Regions from separate parts of the Homo sapiens genome. Here region 1 is linked to region 2. Evidence: chromatin contacts called from ENCODE Hi-C data. All regions are on one chromosome and are shown on one strand. The core of a region is the stretch at or near the end of the contact, and the rest is flanking DNA. Distances in the headings are between cores, read along the strand shown.

The links. A loop is a pair of places that touch in the nucleus more often than their neighbours do. Pooled maps may share reads with other maps.
Region 1: a pooled map shows a loop between it and region 2 (2.3-fold over the local background). The contact joins two enhancer-like sites. A Hi-C loop is called at or near these places in 3 of 168 maps with a recorded cell type or tissue (CD4-positive, alpha-beta T cell, CD8-positive, alpha-beta T cell and Calu3), 10 of 37 single-sample maps with no recorded cell type and 6 of 50 pooled maps.

The regions. Positions count from the first base shown.
Region 1 is chr10:17,733,189-17,740,334 of GRCh38, forward strand. No RefSeq gene overlaps it. Among named protein-coding and RNA genes, the nearest start is that of TMEM236, 15 kb to the right of the region's middle. RefSeq lists a silencer at 1,399-1,599. Within about 2 kb of position 2,228, at least 8 of the 41 ENCODE cell types and tissues checked have a DNase peak (open chromatin) inside an H3K27ac peak, as active enhancers do.
Region 2 is chr10:17,423,952-17,431,619 of GRCh38, forward strand. All of the region lies in intron 2 of ST8SIA6 (ST8 alpha-N-acetyl-neuraminide alpha-2,8-sialyltransferase 6), which reads right to left. Among named protein-coding and RNA genes, the nearest start is that of ST8SIA6, 27 kb to the right of the region's middle. Within about 2 kb of position 5,005, at least 4 of the 41 ENCODE cell types and tissues checked have a DNase peak (open chromatin) inside an H3K27ac peak, as active enhancers do.

The DNA.
Region 1 (7,146 bases), core at 978-3,477, 310 kb after region 2:
GCAGGCCTGGCAAGGACGGTGGCCAAGATCGAAGCCTGAGAAGAGGTTTAGGAGGTCAAGGAGATCATCTTGTCACCACTCTTTTGCCTGACCCAGGGGATATTTGAAGCATTGCCTCCTGCTTTAAAGAGAGGGTGGATCTAAGACCTCACTGTTCATTTGGACTGTTGAGCACTTGGAATGGGCTGGTGCAATTGAGGGACTGAATTTTAAATCTGATTTCATTTGAATTAATTTAAACTTAAAAACCAGCAGTGTAAGCTATTTCATAAGCTGTTTTGGTGGGACTATATTTCATGGTAACCATTGCATCCATAGAATAGTATGGTAGTGTATGTATTTTTCACTGTTTTTTAATATGGGTGCTAGAAAATTTAACATTCCACACATGGTTGATGTTCTGTTTCTCCTGGACAGTACTGGACTGTGGCTTCTAGGACCTGGTCATGATTCTAAAGAATGTGTCTGTGGCAGACAGACTCTGGAGTGTGTCCCCATGAGCCCTTCCTTGTGACGTTCAGACCCTTATTTAATTCCCTTTCTTTGAGTATGGGCAGGACATGTGTCTTGCTGAAAACCAATAGACTATGGCAAATGCGATGGGCCATCACTCCTTGCTGACATTACGTCATGCTTTTGCCGGCAGGCTGAGCTTGGAAGCAGACCCTTCCCAAGACGAGCCTCCAGAGGAGAACCCAGCCCTGGCCAACACTTTGATCGCAGCCTTGAAGAGGACTCAGCTAAGCCCTGTCCAGATTCCTGGCCCACAGAAACTGTGAGATAATCAGTGTAGGTGGTTTTAAGCCACTAAATGTGTAGTAATTTGTTATGCAGCAATAGAAAACACGTGGCCCGGAAGGGTTGGGGCACATGGAGAACTATGGAAATCCAGCAAAAGGACGGTGCAGGATGGGAGGAGGGTGAGGACCGAAAAACTACCCATTAGATACTGTGCTCACCACCCAGGTGATGAAATAATGTACACCAAACCCCTGACACAATTTACTCATGTAACAAAACTGCATATGTACTCCCAAACCTAAAATAGTTGGGAGGAAGGCTGGGCATGGTGGCTCACGCCTGGAATCCCAGCAGTTTGGCAGGCCGAAGCGGGAGGATCACCTGAGGCCAGGAGTTCAAGACCAGCTTGGCCAACATGGTGAAACCCCGACACTACTAAAAATACAAAAATTAGCCGGGTGCAGTGGTGCACACCTGTAATCCCAGCTACTCGGGAGGCTAAGGCAGGAGAATCTCTTGAACTCAGGAGGTGGACGTTGCAGTGAGCCAAGATCACACCACTGTACTCCAGCATGAGTGACAGAGCAAGACTCCATCTCAAAACAAAACAAAAAAATGTTGGGAGGTGATAAAAAGGTAATCTAGCCAAAGGGAAATCTGCTGATGAGAGTGAATCTTAGTTGGTGTCACTTAAGTATCCTGGTCCCGTGAATAAGCTGTTTCTCAGATGCTGACTGATGCGGCTTTGGTGCTGATTAGCTGACTGTCCTTGGTGATGATTACTTTCATCCTACGTTGGTCTGCTTCAGGGAGAGGAAGTTCAGGTCCATCTGATTTTTGAAGGTAGACTCATTGTTTGTGAGAGTTAAGTGGCTGAGTCCAGGCCACTGGGGCATGGTTGAAGTTGGCCTTATCCTACTGCTTGCAGTGTGTTGGTGGTAGTTTTAATTAAATGTGCCATGGAACAGATTGGGCCCCAGCCTCTGTCAGACAGATTAATCATAGTGGCTGACGGATCGGCGTATGCATGGAAAAATTTGCCAAAAACTTAATGATGTAGAAGCGAAAGGTAGAAATGGTTGGGAGATAATCCTCCATAGTTCTTGCACATCTTGCAAGCAGAGAAAATGACAGTGCTTTTTCTAGGCCGTCTTTTCCAGGATATTTGTATGGCACACAACCTTGGGAGATACACATAGCGTCTCCTTCTGGAGCAAGGGACAGGTTTGTTTACATCCTTGGAAGATGGAGTTAGTGTCTCTCTTTAGAGCAAAGCGCAGGCAGGCTGACCGTGATGAAAGACTGAGAGATGGAGCTCAGGGCTCCTGTTTTGTTCTGCAGCTCACTGCCTTTGCCCTTGTCACTTGCCCTTCTTATCTTCCCTGTGCTTGAGGAACTGGCACAGGAAATGATACTCTGGCTCCTGCTAACGCTGTGAGTAGCGTAGTTCTTTGTCTTGGAGCCATGCCTCTGTGCCTTCTGTCAGCATTCCGGGAACTGTGGCCGGCTGACTTTTCAGCTTGCCTTCATAGGTCTTGACAGTTGTGTTGGATAGTAATAATAAAGTCAAAAAGTCGTTTCTTGTGGAACAAAAGTTAATCCACTTATGACTAAACCTTTCCCAGAATAGGGGTGGAAGCCCATGTTTTTTCATTCCCTAGGGTCAGGGGCAGGGATTTTTGTTTTGTCGGATAAAATTATTCCCATTGATTTATAAAATATGTGTATCAACAAGCAGATCTTCCTAGGAGTGAGCTGATCACACCTTTCGCAGCGGCTTACTGAATTCACCTTTTCTAGGCCTCAGTCTTATCTCTAAAATGAGAAAATTGGCTGGCTATGGTGGCTCGTGCCTGTAATCGCAGCACTTTGGGAGGCTGAGGCGGTGGATCGCCTGAGGTCAGGAGTTCAAGACCAGCCTGGCCAATGTGGTGAAACCCTGCCTATACTAAAAAAAAAAAAAAAAAAAAAATACAGAAATTAGCCAGGCATGGTGGTGCGTGCCTATAATCCCAGCTATTCAGGAGGCTGAGGCAGAAGAATTGCTTGAACCTGGGCGGCGAAGGTTGCAGTGAGCCAAGATCATGCCATTGCACTCCAGCCTGGGCAACAAGAGTGAAACTCCATCTCAAAAATAAATAAATAAATAAATATTTAAATAAATAAAATAAAATGAAAAAATTATATCTCTCTTAAAGGCCCTTCCAGCTACAGTGGCTCCAGGTGATGTGAAAAATACCATCCCTTTATTTATTCAACATGCTCTTATCTTGTCCTTACTATGGGACAGGCACCAGTCTAAGTGCTTTTCAAATAACTCATTGAAACTAGGATGATACTAATAACCCCCTGCCATAGGTGAGGAGACTGAGGCACAGAGAGATTAATTATTTGCCCAAGTTCATCCAGCAGGTGGCATAGCTGGGGTACAAACCTAGGCAACCTTTGTGCTTGTGTCCGCCATGGTGTGCTGTCTCCCATCTTGTCACTGAACAATTGATTCAGTCTCTGCTGTGTGGGAAGCCCCTCCTGAGAATGCTGGAGGCCACAGGGGAGAATGAATCAGGTCCTTGTTCTCCAGGGTCTTGCACTAATGGAGAATTTTGTATTTTTCTCTCTCCATGTGTGTGTGCGTGTCCCACAGGAGGACTCCAGATTAAGCATTTGCATGTAAGAATGTCTCATTAGAATGTGGAAGTCTACATTAAGTGTAGGTTAAAGAATTGGTTCCAGGTTTTTAGTTTGCTTATTTAAGATTGTTTAAATAAACCTTAGCGTTCTAACCTGATGGTAGTAAACTAGGTCAGACTTCTGCGGGGAACTATAGAGACATACTTGGTCCAAAGTTCTACCTATTCAATACCTAAGATTAATAAAATTGTGTATAGAAATTTAAGTAGTTATGCTGAATCACATCCCTTAAAAATGGTTTTTGTCAACCCTAATCCCCTTCATGTGTGTAAATTTAAGCTTCTCGCAGAAAATAATGGAATCTTTATTATCTGCTATTACACCAGGAGCAATCATTTTTGCAATATTCACTTTATAAATGTTGAGTGGGTGGCCAGTTCCACTTCACCGTATGCAAGCTGGGTCTCCAGAGCCCTGGAGAATCACACTCAGGAGCTTCAGGGGACAGGCTTTTCTGAAAGAACTACTTACTGAAGGCCAAGGGAACAGACACCCTCAACTGTCACCACCCTGGGCCCAAAGGAGCAAGCGTTCAGCGGCAAGTGTGTACAGTGATTGCTGGGCCTAGGAGGAGGGATGGACTGACAGAGCTGAAACTGGCACAGTGAGTGGGAAAGAGGGACAAGGGAATCAACACCCTCGCTTCTCCTGCTGCCCTTTGGCCTCCTGCCAGTCCTCTCACTGGCCAAACCCAACTCGAATACAGAGTGATGGGGAAATATTGAGGACAGGGAGAGAAGTGGAGGAGAGCCAGCATGCTGGAGACATACTCAATTGAAGCAGGCATTGTCTAGCTCACCACCTGCAAAAACATTAAATTTTTCCTCTGGCAGTTATATTACCATGCCTATTATTTTATGAAAACCCAAAACATGTTCTAGGTTCTTTCGAGTTAATTTGCTGTGTACATTGCTAAGAATTTACATAAAGTACTGAATTTAAATTATCAGTAGGTGGCGCTGCTGAGATTGACTCTTGAAAAATCCAAATTAGCCATTTAACGGAAGATGATCTAGACTTCAGACAGATTATTTGGGAAAAAACATAACGCTGCAGGACAGTTCATTTATGATTCACTGTTTTCTCATGACATCTGGAATGCACCGATTTTTACAATTTTATTTCCTTAATATGTGGACCATTCTGGGTTTTCTCAACAATTAAAGAGCAGGGGCTGATGTTTCTCCGCAGAATTAGAAGGATGGTCATGCTATAGGCCGTATGCTAGACAAGGGGTAGCTGTTGCCTTTATGTCTTAATTTTCTGTTAGAGATTCACATAATGAATTATAATGTGGATCAAGATTTTTAAAATGGTTCAATTTGAATTTTCCGGAGAAGAGAATTAGATGCAGGGAACTTCAGAGCCACGTCTTCTGAAAGCATCAGAAGTGAGCCCCTGAGGGGCCATTTTCCTAGCAACCCTCAAGAAATAGAGTACTGCAGGCCTTTACCAATAGAAATAGGCCCATAAAAATCCGGGAGTTGTGAAATGTTTAACCTGACATATGGATTTTAAAGATGCCCAAGTCCTCTATTTTCCAAACGACATCAGAGGGGTACTTGGTAAAATACAGATTCCCAGGCCTTTTGCCTGCAGATTCTGATTGAGTCAATCTGGGATGGGACTGGAAAGCTATAATTAGCAGGTGCCTCCCCACCCCCGCAGGAGTCCTTAGGTCACACTAGTTTGGGAAACACTGATACTATGCAGCCTCCTCCTTTCCAACAAGTGTCTTCACCTACTTGGTGTAAAGCTTCACAGACATTCTGAGGTCACAATTACCTTTGAAAATTGAGGAAAGCTAGGGACCCTTTCACTAGAAAAATACTCCTGCCCAGAGGTTTACGTATAATTTCAGGTGTTTCAGGGACCCTTTAGAACTCTTTTTTTTTTTTTTTCAGACGGACTCTCGCTGTATCACCCAGGCTGGAGTGCAGTGACACGATCTCGGCTCACTGCAACCTCTGCCTCCTAGGTTCAAGAGATTCTCCTGCCTCAGCCTCCTGAGTAGCTGGGATTATAGGTGCCCACCACCATGCCTTGATATTTTTTTTTTTTTTTGTAATTTTAGTAAAGATGGAGTTTTGCCGTGTTGGCCAGGGTGGTCTCAAACTCCTGACCTCAGGTGATCTGCCCGCCTCCCAAAGTGCTGGGATTACAGGCATGAGCCACCACACCCGGCCTAGAACTCTTTTCTGTAGCCTTTCTTATGAACCTCTATCCTAGAGTTGGTTTAAAACTCTCCAGCCTAGATTTCAAGGCTTCCCCTAATCTTGCCCCATCCTACCAGTTGAGCCTCTTGTCTCATTATTCCCATGATAGCCAGGAGCTGTGAAGAGGAACCAGTTATATTCCAAGTCAAAATCAAAGGAACCTCTGTGCTTTCCTTTAAGCATATACGAGTCCTTTGCAATAGAGTGGAGTCTGTTAAGGAAACACACTAGGCAGGATTTTGTAGATTGTGGTCATTGGCATCTTCCAGGGAGAAAAAAGATGATAAAAGTCACTGGTGATCTGCCAAGGCAGACGTTTCACTTCGCTTTCTTCTCTTCCCAAGGACACAGTGTCTGATTTGTAGAGCATCATTTTGGGCCCTGTCATGGCACAGCAGAAGTCATTCTTACAACCCCCTGGTGAGCCACAGGGGCTTACTTCAGACTCCACCAGAGTCTTGCTGAAATATCTGTTAGCATCAGTAGGCTTGGATCCTACCAGCAATTAGAGTTGTCCAGTCACTCAAAAAAATTTTTGTTTTTTTAAAAGAGACAGGGTCTTGCCATGTTGCCCAGGCTGGTCTTGAACTCCTAGGCTCAAGTGATCCTCCCACCTCAGCCTCTTAAGTAGCTGAGCCTATAGGGGCACACCACCATACCCGGCTCCCAGTCATCCAAATATTTTAAATTATTGAGACTAGTAGGTTTATTACTAGCCTGAATCAATCCATCAACAGTCTGATGCTGGCCTTGTACTGTAAGTCCAAAGTATTATTGTTATTACAGAGGAGGGTCATATAGATTAATTTAAATACCTTAAGTCAGATCATACATAAATGTTGAAAATAGAAGTCATACCTGGGCCACTACCTCTTTGGTGGTGATTTAAACCATTACATTTTGTTTACTTCTGTACTTACGATGATGACTAGGTGTTTACATTAAATTGGCTTATCCATGCTTAAATAATATAGGAACAAAAAATATACTCAAATGGCAAGATACAGTTTTAAAAAATATACATGCAAACAGTTTAAAAGTGTAACTAATTGTTGGTATGTATGATGTTTTCATTTAATTCCCATTGTTTCATTTTAACAATGATATAAAGGTCAAAATAGAATTTAGCAGATGTTTAACCACTAGAAGGATCTAACATTGAGTAAGTGGACAGAAAACAGTTAACTGAGCAGGCTGGACTGCTGTCTTTTGAAAGGCCTGTTTACAAAGTTGGCCCTTGGCTGGCGTCTGGGAACTTAAATTTCGGGAGGGTTCCCACAATTCCCAGAATTGATAAGAGTGGCTCACTGTGCCTAAATGATTTGCGTCAATGATGTGGTTTATGCTGAACACCTGCTTGCCTTCTGGGAGTCTGGAAGTTTGGTGGGTTCCAGGCAGAATGTGCCTTGGCGACCAGCGCCCCGTAAAAACCATGGGCACCGAGTCACTGAGGAGCTTTCCTGGTGGCAACATTTCATGTGTTGTCATGGCCCATTGC
Region 2 (7,668 bases), core at 3,755-6,254:
ACAGACAGATAGCAAATCTCCCTTGAATCCTTCTGTCCAGCTATGGTCATGCTCACACTTTCTAACTTTCTGCCTGCAGCAACATTCTCTCCATCACCCCACCTGATGCCTTAACTGCCTTACCTTTGACCTCTATAACATTATTTCCAAATTCTTTTTTTTTTTTTTTTGAGATGGAGTCTCATTCTGTTGCCCAGGCTGGAGTGCAGTGGTGCAATCTCAGCTCACTGCAGCCTCCTCCTCCCAGGTTCAAGCAATTCTCGTGCTTCAGCTTCCTGAGTAGCTGGAATTACAGGTGCACACCACCATGCCCAGCTAATTTTTGTATATTTAGTAGGACTGAGGTTTCCACATTTTGCACAGGCTGGTCTCGAGCTCCTGACCTCAGGTGATCCACCTGCCTCGGCCTCCCAAAGTGCTGGGATTACAGGTGTGAGCCACCGTTCCTGGCCTATTTCCAAGTTCTGTTGTTGCATCATTGTCATTGTAACAGACACCATATTTCAATCCTGCCTGTGCCCCCACACAGTGTGTGTGTGAGTATATGAGTGTGAGTATAAGCCTGCCATCTATTAATGTATTCATTTAAAGATTGTGCTCTGATTGTCAGTGATAAAAGACAAACCGTATTTTCATTTTACAGGATATTTCGACAGGTCTAATATGAGATTTCTTCTCACTCCATTTATTCATACTTATTTCATTATCTCCCTGTTTTACTTGCAGCTGTGCCCATCAACCACTAATTATTTTTCTTTTAGGAAGAAATAATACATAACATCATAAATTTTTTTTTTTTTTTTTGAAACAGAGTCTCGGTCACCCAGGCTGGAGTGCAGTGGCACAATCTCGGCTCACTGCAACTTCTGCCTCCCAGGTTCAAGCGATTCTCATGCCTCAGCCTCCTGAGTAGCTGGGATTACAGGCACAAGCCACCATACATGGCTAATTTTTGTATTTTTTAGTAGAGACGGGGTTTCTCCATGTTGGCCAGGCTGGTCTTAAACTTCTGGCCTCAAGTGATTCTCCCGCCTCAGCCTCCCAAAATGCTGGGATTCAGGCATGAGCCACCACGCCCAGCCACCCGTCAATGTTAACTCTAAAAAAATTGCTTCATCTTACCACCAGCTATTTGGGACTCAACATTGGAATAATAACCTAGGAATATTCTATAAAGTGAAATGACTTTCAGAAATTACAAACATATACGTATATTTTATATATATATTTATTTACATATACACACATCTCGAGTGGCAGGATACATGTATACCTATAGTTGTCTCAATGTGGGTTGTCCCAAAAGCAGACCACAAGACAAGGACTGAAATATAAGCCAGGCATGGGTGGCTCACACCTGTAATTCCAGCGCTCTGGGAGGCCGAGGAGGCTGAATCACCTGAGATCAAGAGTTCAAGACCAGCCTGACCAACGTGATGAAACCCCGTCTCTACTTAGAATATAAAAATTAGCTAGGCATGGTGGTGCGCCTGTAATCCCAGCTACTTGAGAGGCTGAGGTGGGAGAAATGCTTGAAACTGTGAGGCGGAGGCTGCAGTGGGCTGAGATCATGCCACTGCACTCCGGCCTAGGCAGCAGAGTGGGACCCTGTCAAAAGAAAGAGGAAAGAACGAAAGGAAGGAAGGAAGGAGAAAGAAAGAGAAAGGAAGAAAGAAAGAAAGAGAGGAAGAAAGGAGGGAGGGAGGGAGGAAGGGAAGAAAGAAAAAGAAGGAAGGAAGGAAAGGTAGGAAGGAGGAAGGAAGGGAAGGAAGGAAGGAGGAAGGAAGGGAAGGAAGGAAGGGAGAGAAAGAAAGAAAGAAATGTAAGTAGGTTGTTTAGGAGATAATTGCAGGTAAAATGGGAGGGAAGCGGGAAGGTGGAGATACGGTGGTATAAGGCCTAAAATTAAGATCCAATATTATGCATGCTTTGACATCTGGGAAAAACTGTGAGGGCCTCAAATGCCCTAACTGCAAGTTCCCATCCCCACTCTTTTTCCACAGATAAGGTACCCTAGCCAAGCCATCCTCCTTATCACAGGAACCAGTCACGGTTCCTGCTTATCTCTGAGTAGTGGGGTTCAGTTGCCTGCCACCCCATAGCATTATTCAAACGAGACAGTCACATCCTCCCACAGGCACTAGAGGAAGCTCCACCCTGCTGATACTACAAAGCCAGCCTCCCACAGCCCCTGCTTCTTCACTCTGTTCCCAAGTGCTGGTGACCCTGTGTGGCACGCGATGTCCTCTTCTGCCCTGCTGTGAACATGTGGGACTAATACATTGCCATCCATCTCCTTATCTAGTGCTGGGTGTCATGTGTCTAGGTATCCCCATAATCCTGGGGTGAGAATCTCCCTTTACCAATGGGGTGACTAGGAGGCAATTAAAACAGATACATAAGGAAATGCATGTCATAAAATGCATGCTATCTAGCAAGTTTTTACATGGCTAACTGAGAAACTGCAGCAAAAAACGGTGTGGAGAGTTCTGGGAGCCAGTGAGAACCAGCTTCAGAGATACCCAAGTGGGAAAAAGAGCTGGCGTTTTTAAAAGCCAACACTTGTCAGTCATTAATTGAAGGCTGCTCCCAGGGACATTAATTCTCCCACATCTCAAGGAAAGTGGTTCAGCCAGCCAGAGAAAGCCCTCAAGCAAAGAAATGTTCAGGCTGGCAGGTGGAAGTTGACTTGCAAGCACTTTCGTTGTAAGACCTGAGGGGCTACGGGCTGAGCCTGGCTGCTACAATGTAAAAGCGTGGTGGTCTTTTAGACCAAAATCCTGTCCCTTCTTGATATTTTCCACAAAATTCATGGATCTACTGGCAGAAAGACTTCATCTTTTGGTACAGAAAAAGTTCTATGCACGGGGCCAGGCGCAGTGGCTCACGCCTCTAATCCCAGCACTTTGGGAGGCAGAGGTGGGTGGATCACTTGAGGCCAGGAGTTCAAGACTAGCCTGGCCAACATGGTGAAACCCTGTCTGTCCTAAAAATACCAAAATTAGCCAGGCATGGTGGTGTGCACCTGTAGTCCCAGCTACTTGGGAGGTTGAGACAGGAGAATAATAGCTTGAACCCGGAGGCGGAGGTTGCAATGAGCTGAGATCGCACCACTGCCCTCCAGCCTGGGAGACAGAGCAAGACTGTGTCTGAAAAAAAAAAAAAAAGTTCTGTGCATGAAAGGGGGAAAGGGGGATAAAGAAAAAACAGAGAAAAATGTTCAATGCCACGGTCTGATGATCAAAGATACTGCTAATACCTCCAGCATTGAGGAATGAGAGTTCTCAGATGTTAGCATGTATCAAAGTCATTAGGAGGGACTGGGTTTCAACTGGAGGGTCTCTCATTAAGTCTTCTGGGGTGAGATCTGAGAATCTGTATTTCTAAGGAGTTCCCTGGTGCTGCCAATGCTGCTGGCCTGGGGACCACACTTGGCTCTAGGCCAAGGTTCTACAACCAAAGGTTTTCAGATGTAGAGCGATGGAGACCTGATGGAGACCTGGGATGGGGATGTGACAGAGTCAGAATGATTCCAGAAGAGGCCTCTTCAAAGTGCGCTGCACCATCACAGCATGAGCCGAAGCCATAGAACAATCAGCAGCTTTGTCTTTGCTGCCTCACAGTTACAGAGGAGAAGGTGATGGGATTTCCTTTCTATAGATCAAGGTCACGGAGACAGTCAAGTGAAAACAAGAACTTGAGGATGGCAGCTGAATGTGAATTCAGCCAAAGTCCTGATATACATGGACATTCTTCTCCAGGGACAGTATGACAAGGGGTTTCCAAAAAAGACAATATTGAGAACTGAAGTCAGACTCAGTCTCACAGAGGCAATCATTGGACACTTGCCTGTTGATAAGGCGATGCCTTGCACTTCGTCCTTTATTCCTGAAGGAGCAGGAGCAATGGCCTATCAGAAATGGCCAGGTATCTTGGATTCATGGAAACACACTTGCTGATGAAAAGAGGACAGCCCTGACTAGCACTTTCTCTTTTTGCCTCTGAGTTTGAGTAGGCAAGAAGTACACAAGAGTCCTTCTATTTGTATGAAGAAAAAGAAACAAGATCATCGTGTTTATTGTCAGAGCATTTTGAGACATTGTTTTGACTTCATTTTAAGCCCTGTTAACTTTTAGTCTTATCTCTAGCAGATTTCCTCACTAAAGTGAGTGACCAAATCTCCCTCAATGCCCATTTCTTTAAATGCTATCGCATAAAACCTGGAACATGTATTCCATAGGTTGCTTTGATGATAAGCAGATAATATGTGCCAAGCACCCAGCTGGGTGTGTCCTGGTGCAGCCGCCATCGGCCCTTCCCCTCCCCTCCCCACACTCTGGCCCTCCTTAGTTGTCTTGCTGATGGCTTCCTGTCTGTAGAGCACATTACAAACCCTAATACTTTCATTCATTCACTGATGTAGCAAATGCTTATTTTTATTTGATATATGACCCTCCATAAATGCTGGAGATACAAAAATGATGGGTAGTCCCTGCTGTTGCATTGTTCTCAATCTACCCTAGAAGTGGGCAAATAAAGTCAGTCGACACTGGCGTCATACTGACCTATGTGGAGAAACACACAGGGAGAAAGTTACAGAGAGGAGAGGCCGTTGGAAGGGCTTCCCGAGGAAAGCAGCCGCTGAGCTGTGTCTCCAGGGAGGAGCTAAGCAGCCGGCTAGGTAGAAGAGGAGGCGGCCAAGCAGAAGGAACAGCAAGTAAAAGGGCGCAGAGGCCAGACAGAAGAATGTGTCTGAATTGATAGAAAAGGGGACAGGAAGGTGAAGAGCAGTGCCAAGAAGCAGAGGACAGCCACAGAGCTGGCATCGTGTGATGCGGAAGGCATGGTCAAATTCGAGGAAGCAAGTAATACAAGGATAGATGCCTGTTGGCTATGTTGCCGACCATCTCGGCAGAAAGCCTGCTGGGAGAACAGTAGGTGGGGCAGAAGTCAGTCCATGATAACCTGAGATATGAATGGGGGTTGAACGCTGTCAACATGTTATGTGGCTTTTGTGGCCTGAGCTGCACCGCCACACCCCCTTCCTGTTGTGTGTGGGGATTCATGATGATATTAGTAGCACATACAGTAAGCGGGATCTGGGGCTTCATTTAACATCTTGTGTTTCGTTCTGTAGTGCCCCCTCCTCCTGTTGGTTTATATCTAGTATTAGTAGATATATCTCTTTAAAACTTGGTTTCATATTTTGGACTACATCAATTACCCTTACAATTTATGATCGCTTATTCATTTATACTGCCAGTTTTTCACTTTAGGGATATAATAGATCATCACCACGACTAACCCCACCACCAGCACCCCCACATACTCCTCAGTACTTTTTCTACCTTTTATTTCTATTTTTCTTTTCTGTTTTCGAGGCAGGGTGTCACTCTGTTGCCCAGGCTGGAGTGCAGTGGCATGAATTCAGCTTTTCTTTTACTTGCTGTTCCTTCTGCTTGGCCGCCTCTTCCTCCACCTGGATGGTTGCTTAGCTCGTCCCCGGAGACACAGCTCAGCGGCTGCTTTTCTCGGGAAGCCCTTCCAACTGCCTCTCCTCCCTTTCACTTTCTCCCTGTGTGTTTCTCCCTGTGTGCCCATGAAATCTTCAACTCCCACCTCCCGGGCTCAGGTGATCCTGTCACCTCACCCTCCTGAGAATACCTGGGACTACAGGTGCATGCCACCGTGCTCAGCTAATTTTTGTATCTTGTGTAGAGATGGGGTCTCACTATGTTGCCCAGGCTGGTCTTGAACTCCTAGGCTCAAGCGATCTGACCGCCTCAGCCTCCCAGAGTGTCAGGATTACAGGCGTGAGCCACAATGCCTGGCCTTACTTTTTCAACTTCTATTTGTACTTCACGTTTTACCATTTGGAGCTTCATTTAGCATCTGGTACCTTCTTCTATAGCATCTCTTCTCTTCCAAATATTTATATTCTTTGTTAAAATTTTTTTATTTCAATAGTTTTTGGGGTACAAGTGTTTTTTTGTTACATGGATGAATTGTACAGTGGTGAATTCTGAGATTTTAGTGCACCCATCGCCGGAGCAGTGTACATTGTACCTATGTGTAGTTTTTTGATCCCTAGCCCTCCTCCCATCTTCCCCTTTCTGAGTCTCTAAAGACCATTATATGCACCCTGTATGCCTCTGCATACTCATAGCTTAGCTCCCATTTATAAGTGAGGATATACAGTTTTTGATTTTCTACTCCTGTGTTACTTCATTAAGAATAATGGCCGCCAGCTCCATCCAGGTTGCTGCAAAAGACATTATTTTGTTTCTTCTTATGGCTGGGTAGTATTCCATGGTGTATATACACCACATCTTCTTTATCAACTCATTGGATGGGCACTTACGTCAGTTCCACATCTTTGCAATTGTGAATTGTGCTACTATAAACGTGTGTGCATGTGTATTTTTCATATAGATTTCTTTTCCTTTGGCTAGATACCTGATAGTGGGATTGCTGGATTGAATGGTAGATCCACTTTTAGTGGAATCTTCACGCTGTTTTCCATAAAAGCTGTACTAATTTGCATTCCCACCAGCAGTGTCTAAGTGTTCCCTTTTCCCCATCCTCGCCAACATCTGTTGTTTTTGACTTTTTAATAATGTCCATTTTTTTTGCCAGAGTAAGGTGGTATCTCACTGTGGTTTTAATTTGCATTTCCCTGATGATTAGTGGTGTCAAGCATTTTTTCCTATGTTTGTTGGCCATTTGTATATCTTCTTTTGAGAACTGTCTATTCATGTCCTTTGCTCACTTTTTGATGGGATTATTTTTCTCTTGCTGATTTGTTTGAGTTCCTCGTAGATTCTGGATTCTAGCCCTTTGACAGATGCATAGTTTGCAAATATTTTCTCCCATTCTGTGGGTTGTCTATTTGCTCTGCTGATTATTCCTTTTATGTTCTTATTAAGGTTACGTGAAAGACTTGCTCAGTGTGATCTGGGGCTCCCTCTTGTGGCAGACAGTGGCCCAAAGCCATTCCCAAACCCCTTTCCTTTCCCTGCCTTCAATACACAGGCACCAAGCGAGACATTTATATTTCTAGACTTCCAGAAGCCAAGGCTGAGCATGTGACACTTATGGCTAAAAAGATTTAGGCAGAAATCTTTGAGTAGGGATTTCCTTTTCAACTACAAAGGCAAAGCCTCATTAGGAAGAAGCCCTTTGCTCTCGTCCTTTTTTCTCTTCTCAACTGTGATGCAGACTGCCCCAAGGGCTGCCACCTTTGGCCGACATGAGGATGAGAACTAGCCGCTGAGGATGGCTGGAAGTCACCTGAGGATCAGGTAGCTCCCACCCCGAGATGGAGGGTAAGGGAAAGAAAGTCAGGGCAGGTCTTTTGAACCACATTTGTAACATTTATATAAAAGAAATTTCTTCACAGTGCTGTTTTAAAAGTATTTTAAGCACATCATTTCAAAGTGTGACCGGAATAATGATATACCAATTTGAAAGCAGTTATTTTAGTGAATAAAAGTTTCGTTTTAAGGGGGGGGAAAGGGTGTGACTGTAATATAGATTTATTTGGATTTCTGAAAAATATAGCCCGCCTGGGCTATGGTAGAAAAAGCATAAACTGTTAGAACAACAACGCAGAGCCCGCTGGAAAAACAAGGAAAGAATTCAGAAAGCCAGCGTGAGATCCTCTCTGTC